Linked DNA regions of Homo sapiens: region 2 is linked to region 1. Evidence: read pairs that join two places in POLR2A ChIA-PET (ENCODE). Cell type or tissue: PC-3. All regions are shown on one strand. Each heading gives the region's core, and the rest is flanking DNA. Links, peaks and the distances in the headings are about the cores only. Region 1 has its middle 25 kb from the start of MRPS24. Region 2 overlaps UBE2D4 (ubiquitin conjugating enzyme E2 D4).

Evidence for each region. ChIA-PET counts read pairs that join two places held together with the same protein. Peaks named below come from ENCODE experiments on the same cell type or tissue, not always from the same donor. Only the 100,000 strongest peaks of a DNase experiment are listed, where the experiment ranks them.
Region 2: POLR2A ChIA-PET joins it to region 1 with 20 read pairs; 2 of 35 experiments call an interaction of 5 or more read pairs at or near these places.

What each region holds. Positions count from the first base shown.
Region 1 is chr7:43,842,931-43,845,844 of GRCh38, reverse strand. No RefSeq gene overlaps it. Among named protein-coding and RNA genes, the nearest start is that of MRPS24, 25 kb to the left of the region's middle. In PC-3, for the core only: no CTCF peak of the experiment used is centred there; a DNase peak (open chromatin) is centred at 1,374.
Region 2 is chr7:43,953,079-43,955,992 of GRCh38, reverse strand. UBE2D4 (ubiquitin conjugating enzyme E2 D4) reads right to left here. Exons shown (of 7, transcript NM_015983.4): 7 at 1-2,914. It also overlaps the pseudogene POLR2J4. Among named protein-coding and RNA genes, the nearest start is that of UBE2D4, 28 kb to the right of the region's middle. RefSeq lists silencers at 1,195-1,244, 1,285-1,354. In PC-3, for the core only: a CTCF peak has its summit at 1,278 (motif pointing right); a DNase peak (open chromatin) is centred at 1,262.

The DNA.
Region 1 (2,914 bases), core at 251-2,750:
TCACGGGCAGGGGGCCAGAGAGTGAGAAATCCTGATTGGCTGGGTCAGGGATAAAATCATAGGAACTTAATTCCTGGTGGGGGGTCAGTGGTCTTAGTGGCATCAGTTGTTCCACCGGAATGCAAAGCCTGAAAAATATCTCAAACACCAGTCTTAGGTCTTACAATAGCAATGTTATCAATAGGGGCAATTAGGTACATTACAAATTATAAATCTTGTGACCACTGGCTACATGACTCCTGAGCAGTAAGCAAGTTACAAAACATGACTAGTTGTCATTTATTTAATTTAATTTTTTTTTGTTTTGAGACAGGGTTTCACTCTGTTGCCCAGGCAAGAGTGCAATGGCACAATCATAGTTCACTGAAGCCTCGACCTTCTGGGCTCAAGCAATCCTCCCACCTCAGCCTTCTGGGTAGCTGGGACTACGGGTGCATGCCACCACACCTATCTAATTTTTTGTATTTTCTGTAGAGATACGGTCTAGGCTGGTCTCAAACTCCTAGGGTCAAGCGATCCACCTGCCTTGGCCTCCCAAAGTGTTGGGATTACAGGCATACCCACCTTGCCTGGCTTGCCTAGTTATCATTTATCTATGCATAGGTCTTAGCAGAATTCAGACCCCTCCTATAATTCTAACTTTGTGGTCTTTTATTAGTTTTACAAAGGCGACATCCATCCCCAGACAAGTAGGGGGGTAGTTTTGGGAAGGTACCATTGCTATTGCTTTAAGGTTAAACTGCACACTAAACTCCTTCCATGGCAAGCTTGGCCTACACCCAGGAATGAGCAAAGACAATCAGCTTGTGAGGTTGGAAGCAAGATGGAATCAGTTACGTCTTTCACTGTCATAATTTTTGCAAGAACAATTTCAGTAAGGCCTATTCAGAGCACTTAGCTATTGGCAGCCACTCTGGTGGTGGAAATGGTGACAGTGGCAGTGACAATGATGATGATGATGATGGTAGTGATGATGACAATAATGACTACAATGATGAATCGCCCCCATCCCACTGGGCAGCACTGCACTGGTGAGGGATGTCCCTCCATCCCCACCTTTATATACAGAACCTTGTCTTTTACAACCCTCCCAACTCCAGGACAGTCTTCCTGTGGGTGAGCCTGGAGGTCATCACTGTTTCAAAGGGAAACCTTTGAGCAGAATGAGATGCAAACAGTGATGACTTCCAGGCTCACCCACAGGAAGACTGTCTTGGAGTATTATAAGGATGAATGAGTAGTAGCAGAATGAGGATGTTTCTAAGCTCTCTCCAGTCCCTGAACAAATTATTCCAGTTAGGTTGCATTGTCACTTGATATCATTTGCTGTAACAGAACTTGTAGTCACAGTGTCTCCGGTATATGACTCAGTGTAGTGGCACAGAGCGGATCCAGGAGAGTCCCATCAAGCTCATTGCTCACTCAATGGATGACTCTTCACTGAGAACTTATGATGTGCCATGATCTAGCTGGTGTTCTGAGGACATTGAGAGGATCCCTCTCAGGGATGGTTACAATAAAGCTCCTGGTCTCTGGAAGAAACAGACACACATTCAAACAATTACAATGCCATGCTATGGGCAGGGACCAGCCTGGCACCAAGAGAAGAGTGGCAACTCCACCTGGAGGAGTGAGCCATCATGCCTGGCTTGTGTAGTAAATTTCTATTCAACTCCATTGGCTTATCCATTTACTTATAAACATACAGACATCCAGATAGTAACTTTAAGCTCCAATACTGCAGTCTTTTGTTTCTTAGGAATTCAGGCCTACTTTGGTGACTGGGGGCTCTTTCTATTGGCTCTTTTTTTTTTTTTTTTTTCATTTTGTGACAGAGTTTTGCTCTTGTTGTCCAGGCTGGAGTACAACGGCGCGGTCTTGGCTCACTGCAACCTCCACCTCCCAGGTTCAAGTGATTTTCCTGTCTCAGCCTCCTGAGTAGCTGAGATTACAGGTGCATGCCACCACACCCTGCCAATCTTTGAGTTTTTAGGAGAGATGGGGTTTCGCCCTGTTGGTCAGGCTGGTCTCAAACTCCTGATCTCAGGTGATCCACCCACCTTGGCCTCCCAAAGCGCTGGGATTACAGGTATGAGCCACCACGTCCAGCCACTGGCTCCTGTTTTACTTTGACTTAATGAAGCGACATTGTTCGTTTGGGGTAATACTTGAGGTTCATTGCCTCATGCTGAGGAAATCAAGGATGCGGACATATGTGGAGTGAGGTTAAGAGCAGAGGTTTAATAGGTGAAAGAAAGAGACTGGCTTGAGGAGGCGGTGTCTGATTTACATTAGGGCCCAAAGATCAGTTGGACCAGGGGTGACATTTACATAGTGCATGAAGAAGCTGGCTACCCCACCCTAATCTTCTTATTATGCAAATGGATGTTCTATTCAGCCAGCGCCCATGTTGTCTGCTCCTTACTGTACATGTGGTTGGCAAAGCAAAGGGAAGATGGAGCCCCCATGTTGAACATGCTTGGTCCCCAGGTAGCCTTTTCCTATTGGCACAGCTGCCAGCATTCACCTGTGCAAGTTTCCAGCTTGCTTATCTATGTCTGCAGCTCGATTTTACAGGCTGCTATTTGTTAGAAAATAAATGATTTTGGGGCTGCTTTTCATTAAAAGGGAAACCTTACTGAGGACTTCCTTACCCTCACTATCTGCCTAAATAATTTCTTTTTAACTCCAATATCATTAATTTCATCTGTTTTTTTTTCCTGAACACTTTTTAACTTTTTTTGTTTGTTATTTTTCATCCTTTTTTGAATGTCTGAAGACCACACTTTTTGATAGTTCAAGATTATCCTAGCTCATATATTTACTGTCCCAGCCCTAGTACCAGCCATTTCTTCAAACAGCCCTGATTCCTTTTATTAAAGAATGATGGCCAGGCGCGGTGGCTCATGCCTGT
Region 2 (2,914 bases), core at 228-2,727, 110 kb before region 1:
ACAGCAGGTGAGGAAACAGACTCTGGGAGGAACGCTGTTCAGGATGGCTTGCTGCCTGCATGGCATGAGGCTGCTGTCTTGTGGGTGCTGGCAGCCACAATCTCCATTTTTCTGAAGACCACCATTTATGGCTAGATCCAGTAGAGGTCCAGAACTTTCCCAACACTGCTGGAGAGGAAGTGTTTCACAGTCAGAGGAGAGAGCCATGGGGAATGGAAGCAGGGGAAGAAGGGGTGGGGAGGGGAGGAGAGATGAGTGGCTCTATGCTAATCTTAGGGTTCCTTCTCTGCCCTTTTGGGTACCAGAGACAGACCCTAGGAAAGGAATTCTGCAGACAGTCTTGGAAGCACCTTCTCTGGCACTTAAGGCTTTTTCCCGAATTTCAGAGACAGAAACATACCCATCCTTGAGCAACTGCAGTGAGGCAGTGTGGAATTCTAGGGTGTTGATAGCTGTGAGCTACCAGGCCTGTTGGACATTTGCATTCTGGCATTTTAATTCCTTGTCCTAAGATTTTGACTCTTTGCCATGTTCTTGGAACTCCTGGATCTTTCTGGAGTCTGATAGCGGATCAAAATCTCAGCTCCATTCAGCAAACACAGACGCTTCTGGGGGAGAGCTAATGGTCATTTTTTCATCATGGATCAATTGTTCAAGATCAAGCACCTTTCTGATCACTCTTGTCCACAGAGAAAAAAACACATTACTCCACAGTTGGCTTCTCAGATTTGATGTCTAGTTGTCAACCTGAGACCTTCCTTGGAAGCATGGCTTCTGCACAAGTGGGTTACATTGACTGTACCACAGTGGCTCTTAAAACAAGGTTTTTGACCTAAGGAGCCTGTTCTCCAGGCTGACCTGAACCCCTCAAAGACATGGCAAGCAGGTGACATTTCTGCCCAGGGGATTTGCTGAGAGATCTGGAAGGTACAAAGCCACCTTAGGCTTCAATGGGTGAGTGAATTTTTACCACAAACCCCAAAGGGCTGATTTGACTTTCTCTATTATGTATATCCAACAGAGAGAGCAGGCTTGGGGAAATTTTGTCTGGACTCAGAAAATTCATCAGTTTCTTGGGAATCATCAGCTACTACACTTGAAAGACCAGAGTATGGTTATTCCCCAACACCAAGTTGGGCCTTAATTTTCCCATCTGACCTGTCTCTAACATGTGAATCAGTCCCACCTTCCCTGACCACATGAGTGAAGTGTTTCTGTGATGCTTGGCTGTAGATGCAGTGTGACAACTGCCTGAAGCACATGATCTCAGGCACCAGATGGCACTGCTGCTCAGTAGAGCCATATGCTAACAGCCTTCCTAGAGGACACTGGTAACAGCATTCTCCCCAACTATTAAGCTTTATTGTTTTGTTTAAGCAAAGACCAAAGAAGCAACGAAGATACAAGAATTAAAACAGCAATCCTTGCTGGGCACGGGGGCTCACGCCTGTAATCCCAGCACTTTGGGAGGCCAATGTGGGCGGGTCACTTGAGGCCAGGAGTTCAAGAACAGCCTGGCCAACATGGTGAAACACCGTCTCCACTAAAAATACAAAAATTAGCCCAGCATGGTGGCACATGCCTGTAATTCCGGCTACTTGGGAGGCTGAGGCAGGAGAATTGCTTGAACCTGGGAGGCAGAGGTTGCAGTGAGCCAAGATCGCACCACTGCACTCCAGCCTGGGAGACAGAGCAAGGCTCTGTGTTAAAAAAAAAAAAAAAAAAAAAAAAAAAAGGCAATCCTCAACATGGTGAGATGCAGCCACACCCAAAGAACCCCAAAAGGGGCCTTATGGTAGCAGGAGGATCCTAAATGTGGACCCTCACAAAGGGAATGCAGCCCAAGTTAAAAGTGCTTCTTCCTTTGTTAAGGAAGTGATTATGTGAATAACCTCAGTATTCTCAGTGGGAAAATATCTGGCAATAAATTTGTAGCCACAACTTGGAAGTTTCTGGAAGAAATCAACCTCCCACAGCCACCTTTGGCTGACTGCTTATGTTAGGTCTGTAGACTTCCTTTCAATCAGCCGGCAAAAGCCCCATCTGGCCACTTGGTCACAGTTTTACTGCTTCTTCACCTTTTGTTCCTATTCACCTACACATCACTTCCTGGAAGTGGACCAGCTTTATAACCAACCTAGAAAGATCAGGTTGAATTTGGCTTTAGAGATCTGAAGCTCCTCAATTTTCTTCCCTCTGTGGAAGTTTTATTAGAATAATCTCTTCCCTTTGTTGTCCTCTTCCTAACTAACCTAATCTCAAGGCTCAAAGCTTTAAAGGCAAATCTTAAAATGTGCTGCATCAGAAAGCCAAGGCAGAAAGCCGATCACCTAACAGGCTATTGTAATTTAAGGCTTCAAATAACTGTTAATAGTGTGTATCTTCTGTTTTGCCTAAAAGAAAGAGGCTGAAATGTCAATTATCATTTAGAGTTGTGAGTGAATTGCATTTTTATTTACGTTTAAGAGTCTCTCTCCCTCCTTGTGTTCTAGTCTGTGAATGGCTCACACTTGGACTTAGTGTAGGCTCCTATGGGAGGAGCGGGCGGTAGTGAGAATCTTCATCAAATGGAGTAACATGACCCAAATCTCTAGAGGTTTCATAATTTTGCTCTTGCTTCTAAAAACATAATCATCTCTTATGGGGTGTTATGTGCTTTGTATCCTGAAATTTTCCACTTGCTGCTTCTTGGTGTGAGGCGAGAAATGCCACCACGTGGCACTGCAGGAGGAGACTGGTGGAAGCCACAGGGCTAGGCCTTCACTTCCCAGTGACACTGTTCCCAATTCCCTCCAGGATAAGCTGAGACTCCTCAGGATGTGGTTCTGCAGCAGATGAGGTGCGAACAAAGCCTGCTCTGCCCTGGGCACCCAGGATGGCACTGAGTTCTAAAAGGCAAAGGGTATGTGGTGAG